Linked DNA regions of Homo sapiens: all the other regions are linked to region 3. A link is a loop called in an ENCODE intact Hi-C map of the cell type or tissue named here. Cell type or tissue: heart right ventricle. All regions are shown on one strand. Region 1 overlaps MAP3K7CL (MAP3K7 C-terminal like). Region 2 holds the start of BACH1 (BTB domain and CNC homolog 1). Region 3 has its middle 17 kb from the start of CCT8.

Evidence for each region. Hi-C counts contacts between places; a loop is a spot of excess contacts. Peaks named below come from ENCODE experiments on the same cell type or tissue, not always from the same donor. Only the 100,000 strongest peaks of a DNase experiment are listed, where the experiment ranks them.
Region 1: a loop joins it to region 3, with 4 times the contacts of the local background. A loop is called at or near these places in 49 of 110 quality-filtered maps.
Region 2: a loop joins it to region 3, with 5 times the contacts of the local background. A loop is called at or near these places in 43 of 110 quality-filtered maps.

Annotation. Positions count from the first base shown.
Region 1 is chr21:29,161,435-29,169,434 of GRCh38, reverse strand. All of the region lies in intron 4 of MAP3K7CL (MAP3K7 C-terminal like), which reads right to left. Among named protein-coding and RNA genes, the nearest start is that of LINC00189, 28 kb to the left of the region's middle. RefSeq lists a silencer at 4,773-5,067. In heart right ventricle, a CTCF peak has its summit at 4,910; DNase peaks (open chromatin) are centred at 5,822 and 6,484; H3K27ac peaks cover 2,182 bases.
Region 2 is chr21:29,294,103-29,302,102 of GRCh38, reverse strand. BACH1 (BTB domain and CNC homolog 1) reads right to left here and starts at 3,181. Exons shown (of 5, transcript NM_001186.4): 1 at 3,150-3,181. It overlaps LOC105369299 (a long non-coding RNA gene), which reads left to right and starts at 3,367. Exons shown (of 2, transcript XR_937652.3): 1 at 3,367-5,497; 2 at 5,761-5,925. RefSeq lists an enhancer at 1,407-1,516 and a silencer at 2,747-3,656. In heart right ventricle, a CTCF peak has its summit at 3,286 (motif pointing left); DNase peaks (open chromatin) are centred at 1,992, 2,662 and 3,352; H3K4me3 peaks cover 3,420 bases; H3K27ac peaks cover 2,842 bases.
Region 3 is chr21:29,086,752-29,094,751 of GRCh38, reverse strand. It overlaps a transcript of MAP3K7CL not described here. Among named protein-coding and RNA genes, the nearest start is that of CCT8, 17 kb to the right of the region's middle. In heart right ventricle, a CTCF peak has its summit at 4,581 (motif pointing left); no DNase peak of the experiment used is centred here; H3K27ac peaks cover 337 bases.

The DNA of each region.
Region 1 (8,000 bases), 75 kb before region 3:
CAATGCCTCAAGATGACAGAAAGGATGTCAAAGTCTACCTTCATTTTATCCAGGTGGAGGAATAATAAATGATACTGAACTGAGATTTCCAATGCTCAGTCTAGACTATGTTGTTGAAGCTGTACAAATGCTTAATGCATGAAGAAATGTACTAATATCTATTGGGAAGCAAAGGGCAACACTGCACCCGTGCAGGAGGAAGTCAGACTTGCTCCAAAGCAGGATTTCTCATCCTTGGTACAACTGACATTGTGGGCCAGGCAATTCTTTGTCGTTGGGCACTGTCTATACATTGGCGTTGTAGGAAGTCTAGCAGCAACCTTGGCCTCACTCACTAGATGTCAATAGCAAACCTACACTCACCAACCAAAAATGTCTCTTAAGTATTGCCAATGTAGGGTGGGGCAGGTGTGGAGAATTTCCTGATTAAGAACCACCACCTAAAGGAAGTGGAGATTCCCACTATCAATCAACCTGACAAGAATTAATCCTGGGACAGGAAGAAAGTGAACAGCAAAAGGTTTCTTCACTCTGCTACCCCAGAGATTGGATTTGAGCCTCTTTCCTCAGCAAGGGAAACCTACTTAAAAGAGCTCTCACTGAGAAGAGTAAATATGCTGTCCCTTTTAACCCACTTAATGCCTGAGGTTGCAATTTTTTGAATTTGAAAAATCAGATCTTGGCAATGACCTTGAGCAGTAGGATATAAATAACTCCCACATTTAGTGTTCCAATAATGGAACACTAGGCATAAATTTAATATAGTTTCGGGCAGACAATTAGGTGTAGAAATACTTGGGAATGAAATTCCCATTAAATGACTGGGCTGCACCTAATTATGTGGTGTAAAATACCCAAATCATTGTGATTGGGGCATTAACAGCTTAAACTCACAGCCTGATGGCATCTGGGATACTGAAATTTCACAAAAACCTAAGTACTAAAATGAAAGAATACCTTTGGCTACATCTCTGTCTCCATAAACAAAGTAAAGAACTGAGGCAGGCCTTTGCTCTTCTACTCATTTGCTCAGCAAGTATTTATTGAAAGTCTGTTACAAGCCAGGCACCGTCTTCTATTCTTGCTAGCCAAGTCAGTCTTGGGAAGTGCATCTCCACAGCTGGAAAATGAACTCAAATCTCATATCTTACCCAGAAGGCATCTTACTCATATCAGACATCATAGGAAAGAGAAGATAGAACTTTTCCCCACATTACTATATATCCTGCAAACACTTGTGGAGAAATGTCTCCATTTACTGTGTATTTATGTTAATGAAAATGTAATTTCTGGAGGCTGAGTAAATATTTAAGAAAAATATCTTAGGTATATAAAAGTGAGGTTTGGTTTTCAGTGTTACCCTGCTGTGGAATCCTTTTGCAAAGAAAGTCATACCCTGAAGGGATGCAAATAAAAGGGATAAAATTGGTCCTTCTCTGCCGGGCGTGGTGGTTCACAACTGTAATCCCAGCACTTTGGGAGGCCAGGTGGGCGGACCACGAGGTCAGGAGATCAAGACCATCCTGGCTAACATGGCGAAACCCCATCTCTACTAAAAATACAAAAAATTAGCTGGGTATGGTGGCGGGCGCCTGTAGTCCCAGCTACGTGGGAGGCTGAAGCAGGAGAATGGCATGAACCGGGGAGATGGAGCTTGCAGTGAGCCGAGATCGCGCCACTGCATTCCAGCCTGGGTGACAGAGCAAGACTCTATCTCAAAAAAAAAAAAAAAAAAAAAAAATTGGTCCTTCTCTGGTTGATCTTGGTACAGTCCCCTGCCTGACACCCTCTCCCTCCCGAATCTGTGAGAGACTCCTCAGAACACAGTTTAAAAGCCTCTCCCTTTGGGAATATCCTAAAGAAATAAATCCTTCTGGTTAAACATAAAAAAAAAAACTTAAAATCTCCTGTTATTAGAAATCTCAGAATAAATATGACTAAAAACAAATCAAAATTGCACTAATTTTAATTTATGCCTTTGCAAATTACATATGCACCCTTTTGCCCCATCCTGATATGTTCCCCTAGATGAGATGTTACTCCCCAATCATCATTTTATACATTTTAAAAAGACATGACAATATAAGTCTCACATTGATTTTGATAGCCTCATATGAAAACCCCTTTCTGATGTTTTGCCTGAACACACTAAAATTATGTAACATTTTTCACCTCAGAAACAAAAAGACAACCAAATTAAAAAATGGGCAAAAGATCTTTGAGATATTTCTCCAAGAAAAGATAGAAATGGCCAATGAAGCACAGGAGAACCTGTGTAACATCATTAGCCATCAGAGAACTGTAAATCAAAACCACAATGACATATTGTTTCACACCCACTACAGATGGCTAGAATCTAAAAGGCACAAGAAGTGTTGGCAAAGATGTGGAAAAATTGGAACCTTGATACACTGCTGGCAAGAATATAAAATGTCAACCCGTTTGAAAACAATCTGGCAGTTCCTCAAAAGGTTACACATTGAGTTATAATATGAGCCAACAATTCTACTGCTAGGAACCTACTCAAGAGAATTGAAAACATAGGTCTACCTCAAAAATTGTACACAAATGTTTATAGCAGCGTTATTCACAATAGCCAAGAAGTGCAAACAACCGATTAAATGTCCATTAGCCTATGAAAGGATAAAATATTATATATTCATACAATGGAATATTATTCAGCAATAAAAAGAATGAAGTACTGATGCATGATACAAAGTGGATGAACCTTAAAAACATTATACTAAGTGAAAAAAGCCAATCACAAAAGATTACATATTATATGATTCCATTTGTATGAAATGTCCAAAATAAGCAAATCCATAGAGACAGAAAGTAGATTATTGGTTGCCAAAGTCCAGAAGTCAAGGGTCAGTGGGGCGTAACTGCCAAAGAGTGCCAGATTTATTTCTGGGGTGAAGGAAATGTGAAGTTGGTGATGGTTGCACAACTCTGTGAATATACTGAAAACCACCGAATTGCAATAGCCAGGGTATAGGATCAACCTACGTGTCCAAGTGTCCATCAGCAGAAGAATAGATTTTTTAATGTGATATATCTATACAATGGAATACTACTCAGCCATTTTAAAAAATGAAATCCTGTCATTTGCAACAACATGGATGAACCTGGAGGACATGATGTTAAATGAAATAAGTGAGGCACAGAAGGACAAAGACCACACAATCACGCTCCTATGTGGAATCTAAAAAAGTTGATCTCATTGATGTAGAGAGTAGAATAGTGATTACCAGAGGTTGGGGAGGGTGGTAGGAAGAGGGGTATGGGGAGGGGTTATTCAGTGAGTACATAGTTACAGTTAGACAGGAGGAATAACTTCTGGTGTTCTCCTGCACAGTAGGGTGACTGTAGTTAACAATGATGTACACTTCAAAATAGCTAAAAGAGAGGATTTTGAATGTTCTCACCACAAAGATATGACAAATGTTTGAGGAGATGAATACGCTAATTACACTGATTTGATCATTACACAATGTGTCCATGTATGAAAACATTACACTAGACCCCATAACTAAGTACAATTACTACATGTCAATTAAAAACAAATAAAACTGGCCAGGCGCATGGCTCATGCCTGTAATCCCAGCACTTTAGCAGCCCGATCACTTGAGGCCAGGAGTTTGAGACCAGCCTGGCCAACATGGTGAAACCCTGACTCTACTAAAAATATAACAATTAGCCCAGAGTGGTGGCACACACCTGTAATCCCAGCTACTCGGGGAGCTGAGGTAGGAGGATCGCTTGAACCTGGGAGGCAGAGGTTGCAGTGAGCCAAGATCGCACTGCTGCACTGCAGCCTGGGAGACTGAGCAAGACTGTCTCAGAAAAATAAAATAAAATAAAATTGTTTATAAAAATATATATAACATGAGGATGCAAAGACATAAGGATAATACAATGGACTTTGGGGACTCGGGAAAGGGTGGGAGAGGAGTGAGGAATAAAAGAATATACATTGTGTACAGTGTACCCTGCTTGGGTGACAGGTGTACCAAAATCTCAGAAATCATCACTAAAGAACTTATTCATGTAACCAAGCACCACCTGTGCCCCAAAAACATATTGAAATTAAAAAATAAAAATTAAAATGAATAAATAAAACATTCTTCAATCTGACTTTTCTAAGAGTCTGTCTATTTTTCTGACATTTCAGTTAATCTTCTAAACACCAAAGTACCCAATACAATATTTCATACCAAAAAAATAAATAAGTGGTTTCTCTACTGGATGAGATAAAATGCTTTATCTGGAACAAAGCAAACTTTACAGTTGATTGTAGCTTAATAATATACTTTTAAAAATTTCTGTCAAACAATTTGGTAATAGATTTCATTTTTTTATTTTATTTTTTCTAAATTTGGTGATAGATTTCAAAAGCCATAAAATGTCTATATCTCATTTCAATGACTTTCATATTACATACACAAAAAGCTAGGTATGTTGTAGAAAAATGCTTATAATATTTACGGAAAAAATCATGTTATACATTCCACGTTACTGTATATGCAATTATATTAAAATGTCTATTCACATGCAAAAGGCCTAGAAAGAATTAGATAAAAATGATAGCAGGAGTTCTTTAAAGATATCAGAATTCTTGGTAATTTTTCAAAGCTTTCAAGAAAGTCCTTCCCACCTTTTTCACACGGAGAAGAAAAAAAAAATCAGTAAAAATATAACAAACCTCTCGTACATCATTGGTCATAAGCCAGAAGCGATTCTTTAAATTGGATTCAGCCAATGCTGAGTTTATAATCCTAGAAAATGTTTGACTCTCTTTCTCCATCCAACAGATATGATTTAAAATAACAGTTTCAGCAACTCTTCTCATCACGCCTCTTAAGACAAATTCTCCCAAACTTGATCCAGGGAGACCTCCTCTGGAGATGAGAGAGAAGTTCAGTTTGGAGTTCAAACCTTAAGCAGTGTCTGAACGACTCCAATAAAGAAAAACTGTCTTTTAAAATACCTTAGTTAGCGTCTCTCTTTGCATCTAGCTTACGCCAGCCAAGCTAGAGGCAACATAATCAGCTACACTTTATGAAATAATGAGAAAGAAATTCTCAACAGAATCATCAAAAAATGGAGAGCTAACTACTTGGGTCAAATTCACTTGGCCCAATATATCTTGCTTGAAAATAAAGACTGTTTGGGAAAAGACATGTTGCAAAATGAATTTCCACTTCAGTAAAGTCTTAATGAAAATAACGATCATTAACAATCCTTGGAAAACCAAGCTCATGTATTTATAAATATAAGATATTACCATATTTCCCAATTTAACAATGTATCCTAGCAGTTTGTTTTTTTTTTTTAAATGGAGTCTCGCACTGTCACCCGGGCTGGAGTGCAATGGTGTGATCTAGGCTCACTGCAACCTCCACCTCCCGAGTTCGAGCAATTTTCCTCCTAGCAGTCCTTTATTGCTGATATTGACTCTGTAATACCAGCACTTTGGGCGGCTGACGTGGAAGGATTGCTGTAGGTCAGGAGTTTGAGACCAGCCTGGGCAACATAGCAAGATGCCATCTCTTTAAAAAAATTTTTTTAATTAACTGGGCATGCTGGCATGCACCTGTCGTCCCAGCTATTCAAGAGGCTGAGGTGGGAGAGTTGCTTGAGCTCAGGGGGTTGAGGCTGCAGTGAGCTATGATTGCATCACTGCACTCCAGCCTGGGTGACAGGGCAAGACTTTGTCTCAAAAAAAAAAAAAAAAAAAAGGAAGAAAGGGGCCTGTTAGGCCAAGAGCTTGGTGTGAACAGGGGCTCAGTGACTGGAGGACCCACCTCCTGCCCCGGGAGAAGTGAGGAGGCCAATGTAGCTGAAGTTGAGGGATGAGATTGGAAGTTCTACAGAGGTTCCAAGGCATCCCCAGGGAGGTCTTGAAATCTATGCCAAGAACTGGCTGTCATTTTCTAGCAACAAGAAACCCTAGGCAGGGAAACTAGTTACAATATTGCATCAACCAAGATCTCAAGTAATAAGTCCCAAGCCCAAATGGTAGAAGTGAGAATGAAGAAAAAGGAACTTGAGACTTTACGAAAAAGAAAATATATATATAATGAAAGAATTTGGCCTTGGCCCTACATCTAGCCAATTATTTAGGGAGACACTTCAAGTACTTTGGGGAAGGAAACAAGATGAGTTCTGCAGAAACACACACAGGCATATAAGTAATTAAGGAGGGGGTCCGGCCCACTTGTATGTGGTCTGGAAGGTTGTATAAAATACCTCCACTAGCCTGCTAGCCATGTTACTTCTAGAAGTTGACTTTTCCTTTTTTTATTTTTTATTTTTATTTTTTTGAGACAGTCTCACTCCGTCACCCAGGCTGGAATGCAGTGGCGTGATCTTGGCTCACTGCAACCTCCGCCTACTGGGTTCAAGCAATTCTCATGACTCAGCCTCTTGAGTAGCTGCGATTACAGGCACGTGCTATCTACCACACCCGACTAATTTTTTTGTATTTTTAGTAGAGACAGGGCTTTGCCATGTTGGCCAGGCTAGTCTCAAACTCCTGACCTCAGGTGATCCGCCTGCCTTTCCTCCCAAAGTGCTGGGATTACAGGTGTGAGCCTCTGCGCCTGGCCCCTTTTTTCATTTTAATATTGTTGTAGTGGTACCCAGAGTTATCATTGCTTTCAATGTAAACAGTAAGGATATGTTTCAAACATTAGATAGGAGTCACTCTCATGTCATTATCCTACCATATCATTTTTTTTTTTTTTTTGAGACAGAGTTTTGCTCTTGTTGCCCAGGCTGGAGTGCAATGGCACGATCTCAGCTCCCTGTAACCTTCACCTCCTGGGTTCAAGCGATTCTCCTGCCTCAGCCTCCCGAGTAGCTGGGATTACATGCGCCCACCACTACACCAGGCTAATTTTTGTATTTTTTAGTAGAGACAGGGTTTTGCCATGTTGGCCAGGCTGGTCTCGAACTCCTGACCTCAGGTGATCTGCCTGCCTCGGCCTCCCAAAGTGCTGAAATTACAGGTGTGAGACACTGCGTCTGGCCCCTACCATATTTTTTTTAATGCAACATAAAAAAAACTTACAGAACATGTAATTTAGGGGATGAGTATTGCATTTCCAAAAAAAAAAAAGCTACACATAAATTTAATTTAAATAACAAAGTCCTCCAGTACCTTCAGTCTGAAGAGTTTATAAATAGAGACATAATTACTGAGGATTTTTCTATCATACCACCACACTTCACACACACACACCAGAAGATACATTTACAGGCTATTCGTCATATAGATCTTCTTTGACTTCAATATGGATCACATGATTAATAATCCTCAATTCCTTCATGAAATTTTTTGTAGGACTCCAACTGTGTGTAATCATGCAATCTGAGTATTCCAAGCAACTTTATCAAAACTCTTAGAACAAAAAGAAAATAGTCAGACATGGAAGAGAAAATTTGTATTTGTGACCTCCTAATAAACATCTTTTAATCCCCTGTAGCCAAAAGTCTAGATACAATTTTATGTTTGAAGCATGGCAAACCAAGCAAGGAAGGAAGGGTTTGTAAGGTACTAACTGAGGTTTTGCAGAAGTCTGGCCCCAAAACCCATACTGTCCACCATCATGCTATACTGTCCGACCACCATTCTGGGAGTCTCAAAAAAATTGTAAGGATTTCACAAACTTCTCAACACAAAATATATTTCATTCGCTTTTTGTAAAAATTAAATTTTGTGTGTGTGTGTATTTTTATTATACCACCACACTTCACATACACACACCAGAAGATACATTTATTCACAGGCTATTGATTATATAAATCTTCCTTTGACTTCAATACTGGTCACATTATTAATAATCTTTAATTCCTTTATGAAATTTCATATCTATATTAATGAAAATAATAATCATTAATAACCCTTGGAAAACCAACCTCATGTATTTATAAATATAAGATATAATCATATTTCCTAATTTAACAATTCATCTTAGCAGCCCTTTATTGCTGAT
Region 2 (8,000 bases), 210 kb before region 3:
ATTAGAAGAGAGGTGGTGATTCCTAAAACGTAAGTCATGGAGAGATCAGCACTATGAAGAGAAAATCTGACAAGTGGTAATTTTAACGGGCTTTGCAACTGTTATTCTGAGCATCACCTCTCACAGTACAGGGGTGTAGAAGGCACATGGCACATGAGATTTAACTGAATGGTAAATACTAACCACCCTCACCGCCGCCACCCGCCCCCAGCACTAGTAGGAGGTTGATATTCTGAATAAATGCCACTTCCCAAGGGATTTACTGAATATGTCGTCTTATTAATCTTAAGAGAACATAAGCTTGGCAAAAAACAAACAAAAAAAAACAGACTTCAAGGAGTAACAGTACAAACTAATTTTTACATATGCTATACATATTACACTCCAATGTGTAGATTATCTTCAAGTATTTCCACTGCACCCTTTTACACATCACTGCACTTCAGATCACATACATTAAACCAACCGCTGGGCTTGTCTCCAAATTCAAAATACAGGTTATCAAATGAAATTCTGTATTTTTTGTATTTCCATCCCCAGTATCAACAATGTAACAAGAAATTTACACTCAAGCTTCTAAAGTAAAACATACAGACAATAGAACTACCTATAAAATAAAACTTAAATGGAATATTAACAGTCTGAAAGAACTCTTAGGAGGAAACCGTAAGTTAAAAGAAAAAGCATTCCGGTTGTTGAAAGAATGTTACTGACAGTGGTTAACAGGCTATGTTCCCCCAGCAACAAAGGGGTGGAGGACATGCACGCGCATTATATAATATGAATACACGATTGTTAGTCTGCATCTTTAAGCTTAATGTCTTTCTTATATTAAAGTTTTTAAAAGTTTTAATATATTCCTTCCAAATGAACCTCCTTGCACCCCACCTTGGAGGCCCTAATACTTACAAAATTCATGATTTCTAATCTCCTCTAGTCCCAGACTTAAAGGAACAAAATAAATCGTTTTTCCTAATACAGAATATTTTAAATGAACTACCATTAATAGGAATCATCATTTTTTTCACCAAAGGGCCAAATTCCCAGCTCTACATTTCCCATTCCTAAACTTTGTTTGCAATGAGGACTCATATAAATATTTGGGTTGTGTGCTCCTTTTTAAAGCAAGAAGCAATGACACCAGGTGTAAAGGCAGTGGTGTCATATAATCAAGACAATGAGACAGGTATTTACGGTTGGCTATTTATTAAACAGCTCTTTCGAGACTTAACCCAATGAGACCTATTAATTCCACCCATATGGTGCTTACCCTCCTCTGACTCCTGAAACTTCTTGTGTATGCATGAAAAGCCAAGGGCCATGAGAAACAGAGCAAGTCCCTTCTGTGTACTCATAACCAAATTTTTATGACGCACAAATTAAGCTCACTGCTTGAAACTTATAGACCACGTAACAGAAACCACAAAAAGGAAACTAAGTCCAGTAAGAGTAGTAAATATTTTTGTTACAATATTTTTTATTGGGTTACCCCTAGCTGCAAATTTCTTCCCCAGTTTTAGCTCTCTCCAGCGCAAATTTATTCTCAGACAGCAGGTCACGAGGCTCCGTCTTTAAACCCGCCTCAGTGCTATTGGCCACTGCCTAAGAGTGCTCTTCCACTTCACCCACTGATAACCTGTATCAAAACAACCCCAGCTGGGTCCCCTTCAGCCTTCTGAAGCAACCTCTCTAGAGCGCTCTTTGGCCTTTTATAGTGGAGGCATGTGATGAGAGTATTTGCACCAGCTGTTTCTAATTACCTCTCAAGCTGGGGCGAATGACTCAGCAACCCAACTTTTTAGAGAGTCATCCTACCTTGTTAACCAACCAACATACCGAACAACAGTAAACCACTTGACAGAAACATAGGTTAAACAACAATACAAGAATCACTACGCCAAAGTCACCCTACTCCAAGCTGACTCACCGGGAGCCTTTCTTCCCTAAGCTTCTTCAAGATGTCCAAAGGCAGAAGTGGCAAGTGCCTTCAAGCCCAGCCCAGCCCTTGCACCACTACCCAAAGACCAGGAAGAAGCAAGCCGACCTCTTCCCATTTCTCTGCTTGACTATGTGAAGCGCTCAAGTGCTCTGCCACTAACACATCTGGGATTTCCACCCTTTATCCTTCTGAACTGCATTCAATGCAGACCCTCTGATGTAAAGGGTGTTCAAATACATGATCAAATTCCCATAGCATCATCCATGGGTAACAGTCCCTACCCCTACACAATTCTCCAAAAAGCAAAGCATCCTACAAAACATTCTTTGTTCCTCCAAGCATGACATTGTAGCTCGTTTTCCTCATACACGTTCTTTCACAATTACTACTACACTTTACCTGGAATCAGCACAAGTTTAACGCAGAAGCCTCACTCCATAAAAGCATTCCGCACAATTCTACTCAATGACATGAAACTGCCGTGTAAGAATGAGAAAGCAACGGCACTCGTGTTACATTACACGAGCACAAAGCTGGTGTCTCCAGAATCAACGCCCACTCTCACCATATTGTGCGAGGCTTAATTACAACGCGTGGGCAAAACTCCAACAAAGGGAGTCCTGGGCTCTCCGGTCCCCAAAACCAGTCTTCGCTAAATCCAGCTCAGCACGGTGGCCTTCTCTCCCCAGCCACAAACTCGGCTTTTCTTACGCGATTCCACGCGCGACAGCCACCGGGCTGAGTAGACGCGAGGCTGGGCATGCGGTGGGAGGCGGCGGAGGACAATACGGGGCCCCAGCCGCGAGGGCGGTGCTGATGTGTCACAGCCCGGGCGGGCCGCGGGCGAGGGGCCGGGCTGGCGCCCGAGGGCAGGGAGGGGGGTGGGGCAGGGACCCCGCGGCCCCCAGCCCCCGCCCGCCCCGGGTAAAGTACGGCGCGCGCGGGTAAACAACAGCTCCGGCAGTGCAGGGGGTTCGGCCGCCGACGGGACGCCCCTTCCGGCGTCGCGGCCACTTCCAGGATCCCGGCCGCCGGCGCCCCCCGCGGGCCCCGATACGTGCCCCCCGCGCCCCGCCCAGCCCAGAAAGAGCCGCCCCCGGCCCGCCCGCGCCTTCACTGGACCTGTCCGCCGGCCTCCCCTCACAGGCCCGCGGCCCTGACCGCGCCAACCCTCCCGGAGAAGGGCCGGCGGGACGGCCGAGCCACTCACCAGAGCTGAGGCGCGGCGCGGCCCGACTGACTGAAGCGAGAGCGCCCGGCGGGCGGCGAGGGCAGCGGTCAGGTGACTCACTCCTTCCGCGCGGCCAGCCGCCCCCTCCCTTCTGCGCCGCTCTGCTGCCGCCACCTCGCGGCGCCAAAACCCCGCCCGCCCGCTGAAGGCCCCGCCCCCGGCGCCGAAGCCCCGCCCTGCCGCCCTCGAAGCCTCTGTCAGCGAACGAGCGCGCGCAATAGCGCGGGGCAGGGGTCGCCGCGGCCGGAAGCCCACGCGGGGGGTTGCAGGGACGGGTCGTAAGGGGCGGGGCGGGCCTCGAGGAGGCGGCGGTGGGGTCCCCGGACCTCCGCGCGTGGCACAGCCCGCATCCTGAACTGACTCCCACTCGAGGACCACCTCTCCTCTCCCTTCTGAGGGCGGAACGGAAAGGCCAAGCGCCTCCTCGCCTCGGGAGCTGCAGGACGCCCTAATTCAGCCGAGTCGCCGCGTGCCCGGGTGCCCGCGAACAGCAGGAGAGAGGACGGGCGCTGGCCCCACAGGGGTCGCTTTACCCCTTGAAGAGCTCCTCGCTGCCTGCCCTGGGGGTGGTGGGCGTCCAGGTTCACAGGGTACTTGAGCTTGCTGGGGTGGGGGTGTGTATGAAGTGCGTCCAGGGTTTTGTGGAGCGCGTCTAGCAGTTGCTCTACTTCTTACTGACAGTGAAACAAGGGCGCCCACGACAGGTGTTCCCTTTTCGCTGTCGCTGCCAGGAAGCTTCCAGCCAGGTTCAGCGCCCAGTGGTGTCAGCCGGCCCATCTCGAGCCTTGGTTCCGCTGTCATCTTCTGGTGCTTATTCTGGTGTTTATCCAACTGTCCGTTTTGAAATTATGTTCCCAAGCCATTTAACACCTCTGGAGAACCAAAGCACTGGCTGTCAGCGGAGCGGGATGCACGCGCAGCGGAGGGGACTGGGCACGCCAACCCCACGAGGGTTCCTGCGGAGATGACACGGACCTTGAGGTCTGAAGCCAAAGGACGATTTGTGTGAAGGGATTTTATTGTTAGCTTTGGAGCCAGCAACAAGAACACAGCCCTGGAGTTCCCGGGGCAAAAAGGATACCAAGATAATAATTCAGGTATTACGACTAACATGACTGCATTTGCACCCACAGGCTGTGGGACTTGGGGACGTTTGAGCTACATCCAAAATACATGAGAAAATCACACAAGTGAAATTGGATGAGAGTGCGAGGGGTGAAGTGATACATTATGACCTAGAATTAGGGGAGGCTTCCTGGAGCAGGTGACATTTGCATTGGGTCTTGATTGGGAAGAGTGGAACCCAGCAGTCTAGATAGGGTCCAGAGGTAGGAGGTACCTCGCATCCCAGGCTGCCTCAGTTCATGGTGAGAGTGCAGATATTTAGTGAAACAGGAGGAAAGGACACTTGGAAATACACCATGAAAGAAGGATTGAAGTTCTTGCAGACACATGGGAGTGTCCGAGGCTTTATTCTCCTTCCACCTTGAGCCAGTGGAATTGCAGTGTCTTTTTTCTACACCTATGCAGTTTTTTCTACACCTGTGCAGTTTTTTCTAGGGGAAGATCAGACCCTCCTCTTTGGGAGGAACTCTTGCTTCTTTAGATAATAGCAGTGACATTTTCTAGCCTGAAAATTATGATGTATGCCCTGATAGGTTTAATTATTTGAGAAGTTCTCACAAAGGTATACAGATGTGCTAAGAGTATCAAGTCAAGTGAGTGACTCTCAAGCTTCATTATGGGGAAGAATATTTGGTTTGCTTGTTAAAATGCAGATTCCGGCCGGGAGCAGTGGCTCATGCCTGTAATCCCAGCACTTTCAAAGGCCAAGGCGGGCGGATCACGAGGTCAGGAGATCGACATGGTGAAACCCCGTTTCTACTAAACCCCAACATGGTGAAACCCCGTTTCTACTAAAATACAAAAAATTAGCCAGGCATGATGGTGTGCGCCTGTAGTCCCAGCCGCTCAGGAGGCTGACACAGGGGAATCGCTTGAACCTGGGCGGTGGAGGTTGCAGTGAGCTGAGATCGCGCCACTGCACTCCAGCCTGGCGACAGAGCAAAACTCTATCTCAAAAAAAAAAAAAAAAAAAAAAATGCAGATTCCTGGGTCCCACCCCCAAAAGATGCTAATTTTGTAGATCTGAGTAGGACCTAAGGGTCTGCATTTTTAATACTGAAGCATGTGGTCTTCAAGCTTATGGCATGTAGTAGGGACAGGACGAAAAATGAAACTGGAGAATGAAATGAAACCGAGTCAGTATGAGAAGGGCCTCATGCACAGCACCTGGAGTTTGGACTTCATCCCGTGGTCTGCAATAAGTGAGTAGAGGTTTCTAAGTCATGTGGTTATTTTTAAAAGCTAATTCTAGTATTGAGAAGGAATGGGAGTGGAAACAGATAGTAGGTTGAATGAAGGAATGAATGCAGTAAAATGCTCAGTGAAAGATGTGGCACTTTTTGTTTTCAGTATTCTCTTGCTTTGAACCAAAACCACTTAGAATGTATTTCTTTTAAAACCTGTATGTCAGTGTAAATATTCACAAACAACTGTATGTTCTGACCTATGTCTTCTGGACTTCCAGAGTTAGCATTAACATTATTAGCTGCCAGGCCAACAAAACCTTGAGTAATCCTGCAATACTCGGAATCAAGAAAAGTGGCTACATCATGGTCAACTTTGAAGAACATCAGCCTCAAGATCTTTTATACTAACTCATATGTTTATTAAAATCTATTACTAAAACAGATTTTTAAAAATTATCTTGAGGTTATAATGAGACATAGTGCTTCTACCTAATTCCTATTGGGAAAAAAAAATGTTGAGATTTGGGGACCAAGAAAAAAAATTCTGATCGCTTTTTTTTTTTTTTTTTTTGAGATGGTGTCTCTCTCTGTCACGCAGGCTTGGAGTGCAGTGGCATGATTTTGTCTCACTGCAACCTCTGCCTCCCGGGTTCAAGTGATTCTCCTGCCCCAGCCTCCTGAGTAGCTGGAATTTCAGGCACCCACCACCAAGCCCAGCTAATTTTTGTATTTTTAGTAGAGACAAGGTTTCACCATGTTGGCCAGGCTGATCTCAAACTCCTGACCTCAAATGATCCACCTGCCTTGGCCTCCCAGAGTGCTGGGACTACAGGCATGAGCCACCGCTCCCAGCTGATTGCTTTCAATTAGTATTGATAATAGTTTGAAACTGGGACAAGTAGCCTAGTCTTGGCAGTCTTTCTGCTCCTTAGCTCAGCTAGGTCCAAGTTCTTGTCTCACAACCAGGAAAAACTAGGCACACAGACACCGGAAAGTGAGTGGAGTGGAATTGATTAAGCAAAAGGAAAGCTCTCAGCAAAGAGCGAATGCTGGGAGCAGTTCCCCTACCCGAAAGTGGGAAAATCCCCTCTCATGTGGCTGAGCCTGGGGCTTTTATGCACTCAGAATGGGGAGTGCATGCTGATTGGTTTGTGAGTTTGCAAAAAAAGGTTAAAGCAAAGACACCACTCAAAGGCAGGCACGACAGTGTAGAAAACCAATTAGAAAGGGTAAGTATACGTAAAATAGGTGAAGGGTGGAGATCAGAGGAAAGCGTGCCAAACAGGAAGACAAGTTCTCAATCTAGTCTGAAAATTTAACTTGTAGTTTGGCTTTCAGGCTTTAAACTGTCTTCAGCTTGGAGGTGGGGTTTCACCGGGGACCTGCCTCTATCTGCCTAGGCGTTTGACTGTCTTCTGTTGCTGTCACTAGTAGCACAATATAAAGATTTTGTGCTACTGTTTCACAGTGATTTGCAATTAGTGCTTTTTTTTGTCATGTAGTTTTGTTTTTAGTGCATTATTCTTTAGGAGAATTTATCCGTGAAGCTTGGGTATCACAGCTTACTGCTATGTCCTTGATTTATACTTCTCATTGACTGTGAGAAGTGATGGCTAGTTTTCCTGCTGTGAGCAGGTTTGGTGATATACAATACCATTCGCAAGATGTTATATATGTGCATTGTCACATTTCTTTCAAAAATGATATTTCCAATTTTTCCAAACATTCATATCTTCTTTCTGGCCATCATACTGATTTTATTACCAAAATAAAATCTTATCATTAACTCTGAAAACAATTTAAATAACTATAAGCCATAGTTAGGGAATGATTTTTAATAAAACCTAGATACAAACACCATCATTTTCTCCTCTAATAGCAGGTTGTCTTGCCTGACTCTCAAAAATGAGGGAGCTAAATCATACAGATAGGTGACATGTTCATGGCTATAAGGAACACCATAGCATAATATTTGGACAGTAAGACATAATACATATCCTGAAAAAACTTTGATGTGTAGTCAGTGTAACCCTTGTCCCCTGTCCTCCTCCCTAACCTCAGGAAAGATCCACACTTCCACATTTATTCCCTACCCACCTTTGGTTTTGAATCCTCATTTCCACAGATGCAGCATGACATCTGTAACCCCTACAAATCTGCATACCCCTCCAGCCTTCCCAGAACTTCATTCCCTCCATCTTCATTGCCTTAGCTCCTTTTGTCTTTAAGTATTCACTCACTAAGTCAAGAAAATATTGGAGGGGGGGTGGGGCAAAACAACTAGGCTTTAAAGGTGGGGGATTACCCAGATCAACACAAGTCTCCCACTTGAACAACTGCTCTTTGACACCTGTACCCTGAGATGTGACTATGGATTAAAGTCATAGCACCCCTGCCTCCAGGTTGGAAAGTTTTATGGAAAATGAACATATTTTATTAGAAGACAATGAGAACTTCCTGGAGCAGATGAGTAAACACACCCTCATGTTTACCTGATAACTGAAATCAAAGATGAGGT
Region 3 (8,000 bases):
TAGAGGAAACCGTAAGGCACTGGCTGTGCACCGAGTCTGGTATGGGAAGGGCAGCTTCTTCCTTCCATGGAGCTTGCCTTGTCATTATCTCAAATCACACACAGATCACACAAAGGATTTTGGCCTAGAGTCAAACTTCTCAACTAGTTGATACAAATTTTGCACCATTTAATAAGATACTACTTTGCTCAGTAGGCTAAGCAAAGTAGTCTATCAAAGCGACCCATGCATAGTGAAGGATTTCTCTCCAGAAATGGTTCTCAAAGAGCAATGTCTGGACCAGCAACATTAGCATCACCTGGGAACTTCCTAAAAATTCAAATACTTAGGCCCCACCCTAGACTTTCTGAATCAGAAAATGTTGGGATGGAGTCCAGCCATCTGTGTTTCGATACTTCCCCTGGGTGACTCTGACAGATGCTAACATTTGAGAACCCACTGCTGTCTAGCAGAGTTTCTCAAATTCAGCACTATGGACATTTGGGGCCAGATAATTGTTGTTGCGGGAAGCTGTTCTGTGGATTGTGGGATGTTTAGGCTAGCCTCTGGCCTCTAGCTACTAGATTCTTGTACCATATCCCTGGTTGTGACACCCCAAAATATCTCCAGCCATTGCCAAATATCCCCTGGGGGAAAAATTGCCCCCAGTTGAGAACCATTGCCCTAGAGTAATTACTATGACCTAGATTGGTCCAAGCCTAAAGCATAACATATAAACTTACAAAAATGATATTCACAGATACATGACAATGTGACATAAACTAACCTTTAAACAGTTTACAGTTTACAAAGCACTTTCACATATAAGTCATTTGCTCCCCACAGTAATCCTAGAAGGAGGGTAATTATCATCATTCTCATCTTAGTGGTAAGGAAATTGAGATTCATACAAGTTACTTGATATGACCAGGGTTACTGCCTGCTAAGTGGCAGAGATGGAACTTAAACCTAGGTCCTTCTCGGCCGGGCGCGGTGGCTCACGCCTGTAATCCCAGCACTTTGGGAGGCCGAGGCGGGTGGATCGCAAGGTCAGGAGGAGATTGAGACCATCCTGGCCAACACGGTGAAGCCCCATCTCTACTAAAAAAAAAAAATACAAAAAATTAGCCCGGCGTGGTGGCGGGTGCCGGCAGTCCCAGCTACTCGGGAGGCTGAGGCAGGGGAATGGCGTGAACCCAGGAGGCGGAGCTTGCAGTGAGCCGAGATCACGCCACTGCACTCCAGCCTGGGTGACAGAGCGAGACTCCATCTCAAAACAAAAACAAACAAACAAACAAACAAAAAAACCTAGGTCTTTCTTTTTCATAAATAAAGAGAATTACCTTATTAAATGAGCTATGGAGGGGTTATTTCTAGTCTTTAACAATATTATTGCTCTTGGTAAAAAATTCAGTATTAGCTGAGAAATAATAGTTGTAGAGATACTCTTAACAGATTATTCAGTATGAAAAATGGATTGTGCATCCATAATAAGGGAAGCCTATCTGTAGATATTTACACAAGTTATTATATGAGCTATTATTTGGAAATAGAAGTCTTATGATAGTCAGCTGGGTGCAGGGGCTTACGCCTGTAATCCCAGCACTTTGGGAGGACGAGGCGGGCGGATCACTTGAAGTCAGGAGTTTGAGTCTAGCCTGGCCAACATGGTGAAACCCCATCTCTACTAAAAATACAAAACTTAGCTGGGCATAGTGGTACATGCCTGTAATCCCAGCTACTCAGGAGGCTGAAGCAGGAGAATCGCTTGAACCCAGGAGGTGGAGGTGGCAGTGAGCTGAGATCGTGCCACTGCACTCCAGCCTGGGTGACAGAGAGAGACTCCTTCTCAAAAACAAAAACAAAAAAGTCATAGTGAGCCTGAGTCAGAGACGTTGGAGAGATTTGTAATCAGTTAAGAGGAGTAAAAAAACAGCACAGTCGAACAAACTCAGGAATAGTCTTTCTCCTGTAAACTGCAGCCCCTGCCTGGTGAGAAAGTGAAATCACAATCCTAGCACATTGACTGAAGGAGATAGAAGAACACCCAGCACGTCGTAGAGCCATTGTCCTGCTCTGACCCAGATCCCTGCAGAATGAGGTGCTGCCCAACCAGCCTTAGGCTCCCATGGTGCAGTGTGTAAAAAGCCTTCAGAACCTGAGACTTCCAGAAAGTGGACGGAATACTCACCCAGAGGGGAGCTGGGGATTTCCACGGGCACAGTAATAGACTTTGGCTTCAGAGTGAGCATCCAATCGCCAGTAGCCAACTTGCTGACCTTTGGATTGTCCTCCAACATGGCCAAACTTGTTGCAGAGCATAAAACTGAAATACTAAATAAAGATCAAGGCCAAATCAAAGTCATGATGAGACAAATGACCCCGCACAGACCTTTTGATGTCAGTTCTTTTTTTCCCTGAGAAGAAATTGAAACCTCTTGCCTCCTCTTTAGAGAGGGTTGTTAATGGTTTAAATCTGGAAAGGTTTCTCATCAGGGGAAAGAGCACTGGGCTTGGACTCAGAATCCTGGATTCCAGTCCTGGATGTTCAACAGAGAAACCACTCAGCCTCGCTCTGCCTCAGATTTTTCTTATAAAAACAAAGAGAGCTGATTATAAGAACTCTAGGATTTCTACCACTTCTAGAATTCTACCCTTTACCAACATCTTAAATTTGCATTTAATATACTCCCCACTTGGGAGACACCATGCATAAAATTACAGAAGGCAGGATTTGGAGTCATGCAGGCCCAGCTTGCAATCCCAGCTCTGCAGTATTCTAGCTGGATTATGTTAGACAACTCCCCTAGCCCTCCCCATGCTCAGTTTCTTCATCTTTAAAACAAAGGTGATAACAACAGTATCCAACTCAAAAGGACTTTTGTGAATATTAAATGGAATTATATGTATAAACAATTAATACATAGTACCTGGTACATAGGAAGCACTCAGCAGATGGGAGTTACTATCATGTATTTGAGAATGGACAGGCCAGGTGCAGTAGTTCATACCTGTAATCCAAGCACTTCAAGAAGCCAAAAGCAGGAGGACTGCTTGAAGCCAGGTGTTCAAGACCAACCTGGGCAAAATAGCGAGACTCCATCTCTATGAAAAAAAAAGAAAGAAAAACTTAGCTGGATGTGGTGGTGCACGCCTGTGGTCCCAGTTACTTGAGGGGCTGAGGTGGGACAATTACCTGGGCCCAGGAGGTCAGGGCTGTAGTGAGCCATGATTCCACCACTGCATTCCAGCCTGCGTGACAGAGCAAGGGGCTGTATTGAAAAAATAAAAAAGAAAAAAAGAAAAGAAAATGTACACTCAGGAAAATAAAATTGAAGGACTTTTATTAAGAGCTATACCTCATTTTGTGATGGAGGGAACTAGAGTGACTTAAAAATCAACTGGCTAAAAACATTCTATTTTTTAAAATCTCAAAACTGTAAACGACAGTCTCTTAGAGGGAACACAGGCCATCTCATGTTTCCTGCATGATTCAAATTGGTGGATAATTAGTCATAAAGATTTTCTGAGTAAACAGCACCATTTGGTAATACACTGTTTTCTGCTGGTTTGGTTAGGGATGGAGAAATTGTGAATGAAAAAGGAATGTATATAGATGTGTTGTCCAGTACAGTTGCCACTGGTACCATGTGGCTATTCACAGCTTAAAATGTGACCAGTTCAAGAGGAGAGGTGCTGTAAATGCAAAATTCACAGCAGATTTCAAAGATTTGGTACCAAAAAAAGTAAAATATTCAATAAAATGTTTATATTGACAAAATGTTGAAATGATAAAATTGGTAAGTTGGAGTAAATAAAATATTTTAAAATGAATTTTACCTCCTTTTTAGTTTTTTAATGTGACTATTAAGCAATTTTAAATTACATATATGGCTTGCATTATATTTCTATTGACCAATGCAGTATAGAGAGGAAAAATAAGAACACACATACACAAAGAGCAAGAAAAAAAACGAAGTCCCGGGGATGCAGCAATTTTAAAAAAAAAAAAAGTGAGGAAGGCCACAGGCTTGATGATCCTGGCTCCATGCAAAAAAAGTCACTAAAATTGATTTTTCTATTAACAAAGAAGCTGCCGGGCGCGGTGGCTCACACCTGTAATCCCAGCACTTTGGGAGGCCAAGGCAGGCGGATCACGAGGTCAGGAGATCAAGACCATCCTGGCTAACACAGTGAAACCCTGTCTCTACTAAAAATACAAAAAATTAGCCGGGCATGGTAGGGGTGCCTGTAGTCCCAGCTACTCGGGAGGCTGAGGCAGGAGAATGGCGTGAACCCAGGAGGCGGAGCTTGCAGTGAGCTGAGATTGCACCACTGCACTCCAGCCTGGGCGACAGAGTGAGCCTCTGTCTCAAAAAAAAAACAACAAAACAAAACAAAGAAGCTAATAGAGATTGCATTCCCTACGCCTTTTACGTATTTCATTTTGTAACATTTGGTAGAAGAAAGAAAAGAGAAGTTGTGCCTTCCTCACTTCTTTCATTGAATAATCTCTTTTAATCTTATAAAACATTGTGTCCTCTTTTGGTCATAAGTGGATGGAAAGACATAAAAATAAGGAAAGTGCACCCTCTGCAGGCTACTTAGCAATACAGAAATACTAAACAGCAAAGTTCTGTAAAAAATACTGCAGAATGAATAAATGAATGGATGAGTTAACATTTCACATTACTGCATCTACTGCTGTCATCACTGATTCAATAATGGTGAAAATAAAGGCAAGGAAATGGGTCGAATAGTATCAAAATTATTAGGTTATATCAATTCTTTCTTTTTTCCTTCCCTCCTGCCTTCTCTCCCTCCTTCCTGTCTTTCCTCCTTCTTTCTTATTCTCCTTACTCCCTTCCTTTCTCCTTTTTTCCCTTCCTCCCTCCCTCTCTTCCCTTCCTCCCTCCCTCTCATCCTTCCCTCCTTCCTGCTTCCCTCCCTTCCTCCCTTTCTTCCTTCCTTCCTTCCTCTTTTTTCTTGCTTTCACTCTTGAACAGCTTAGACACATCTTGTTTGGAAATCCTATATAAAGACAGAAGGCAAAAGGCCAAACTCAGCCTAGAGATTTATGCTGTTTATTTCAGTACAGTTTCCTTGTGAGGTTAATGCTTCATTCATGTTTCTAAATCCAATCTGGCAGACAAAGTAAAGAAATAATAAGGCCACAAACATCACCAGCCACAAGCTTAATGGTGTCAAGTATGTGATTATAAGCAGCCCCTAACTTAGGAAAGGGTTACCTTCCCAAAGGCAGTTTATATTTTGGTTGTTTGGAACGAGAAATCTTTTTCTCATTTTTTCTGGGCCAGTTCACAAGGGCACAAATACGTATTAACCCATAATGTATGTGAGATAGATAATAATAACATCATTATTTTTACTTTATCAAACACTAATATATAACAGTATTTTTATGGAAAAAGACAAATGTAAGGCCCATCTTGGGCTCTCAGATTATCCTTCTTTCTGCAGGTGGTGTGAGCAGTCTTCTCCCAGTTTCTTGATTCAGAGATGAGGGTTATGTCTGGGAGATCCATGCCAGACAACCCCAGGACCAGTGTCTTTTTTTTTTTTTTTTTTTTTTTTTTTTTTTTTGAGACGGAGTCTCGCTCTGTCACCAGGCTGGAGTATAGTGGTGCGATCTCGGCTCACTGCAACCTCTCCCTCCTGGGTACAAGTGATTCTCCTGCCTCAGCCTCCCAGGTAGCTGGGACTACAGGCATGCACCACCACATCTGGCTAATTTTTGTATTTTTAGTAGAGACGGGGTTTCACCATGTTGGCCAGGCTGGTCTTGAACTCCTGACCTAGTGATCTACCTACCTCGGCCTCCCAAAGTGCTGGGATTACAGGCATGAACCACCACGCCTGGCCAGTATCTTGTTAGCACTCTTTAGTGCAAAACAAGGAAGCTAACTCACAGGTACAGTCACACCCCAAGATTTCTGAACTGGAGAACAAAGAAAAATTAATATCATCATCAGAGAAAGCAGCGCCCAAATGGTAGACTCTCTCTGCTTTCTTCAACACACACACATGCACACACACTTTCCTGTGTCACCAACACTCATTTTATAGATTGGGCATCTGTAGGTTAAGACTGACTGTAATGATAACCAGGCTTCAATAGCTTTAAGAAATACAGCACTAGTGTTATGGAATATATTTCCTATTAGCATTTTTATTATTCACAGCGTAATTTAAGACCAATTTAATTCCTTTTAACCTATTAAACAAAACTAGCGTGGTTAAATTAAACTTTGCAGTGTGTAAAATAACTTAAGGAGAGCTTATGAAAGGGAATTTGGAATAACTCAGAAATTATATTTATTGCTTACACATAATTCAAAACAGTGCGAAAATGTAATGCAATCTGTAAACTTGTGTTTTTGTCAAACAGATTATATATTTTAAAATAAACACTTGCAGGAAAACACAACAAAAGGTGATAGCATTTATTATTTGCTTTTTCTTATGGTTACATTTAAACTTTTTAATCCAGAATATATACAACAGCCTAAATTGTGTGCCTATTAAAGCTTCACCTTTCATAGTTAAAATGCTGAAAAAAAATAAAAGCATCTATCTTGATCAGAGTTATGAGAACACAAGTGAAATGTTTTTCCAGCTCTGCTCTCTCTTGAGTGCAGAGACATACACTTTGGAGCTTTTGAGAAATATGGTCCCTATCTAATGCACAGTGGTTCAACGAAGAAGCTCTTACTCACTTAGTGAGTAGATTAAAATACAATCGTAATTTCCTCTTTGGGAAGCTAAGTGTAGTTTTAAGCTATAATCTTTATGTGATTCCAGGTGTGATGTACAGAAATCTCATAGTGTTGTATAGCATGATCATTAAGAAAATGAGCACGACCGGGCGCGGTGGCTCACACCTGTAATCCCAGCACTTTGGGAGGCCGAGGTGGGCGGATCACGAGGTCAGGAGATCGAGACCATCCTGGCTAACTCAGTGAAACCCCGTCTCTACTAAAAATACAAAAAATTAGCCGGTCGTGGTGGTGGGAGCCTGTGGTCCCAGCTACTCAGGAGGCTGAGGCAAGAGAATCGTTTGAACCCCGGAGGCGGAGCTTGCAGTGAGCGGAGATCGCGCCGCTGCACTTCAGCCTGGGAGACAGAACAAGACTCTGTCTCAAAAAAAAAAAAAAAAAAAAAAGAAAAAGAAAATGAGCATTAGATTTACAGTTAAATCCTGCATAAACCATTTAGGAGATATACGACCTAAGACATAGCTTAACCTCTCTGTTCTTTAGCTTCTTCATCCAAAAACTGAGGTTCATTCATTTATTGAACACTTAACATGTGCCAAGCACTGTTCTGAGAACTGGGAACATAATTAAAAAACATATTTGGTCCAAATTCTCAGGAAGATTACATCCAAATTGGCAGAGATAGAGAGTTTTTAAAATTAATTAATGTGAAAATGTTTAGGGAGTATTAGCTTTTAGGATAAAAATAAAATAGGGTGATGTAAAAGGAATATTGAGGAAGTTCCTGAAGACAGAGTTGTCAAGGAAACCCTCTCTGGGGAGACGAGATTTAATCTGGGACCTGAAGGAGGCATCAACCACACTAAGGTCTGGGAGAAGAGAGGTCCAGGCAGAAGGAAAAGCTGGTGAAAAAGTCCAGCAGAGAGAATGAGTGTGGCATGTCACAAGAACAAAAAGAAGGTAGTGTGGCTGGGGCAGAGCAAGTGGAAAAGACGCAGGACATGAAGTAGGCAGGAGCTAGATCATGCCACTCCTTAGAGGAACTGGTTTAGAGTTTGGTTTTTATTTTAAGTACAGTTCAAAGCCATTGGAGGACTTTCATCAGGATGGTCGTGAAGACTGAGATAACACGCATAAAGCACTCAGCACAATGTGCAGAGTGAATACTCAGGAAAGGGGGACGTCATCATAATCATTGTTGATATATGATAAAACCCTAACATACAATATGTGAAGTCCAAAATATTTATTACTTTAAAACTCAGGGTCAAGTTATTGCAAGAT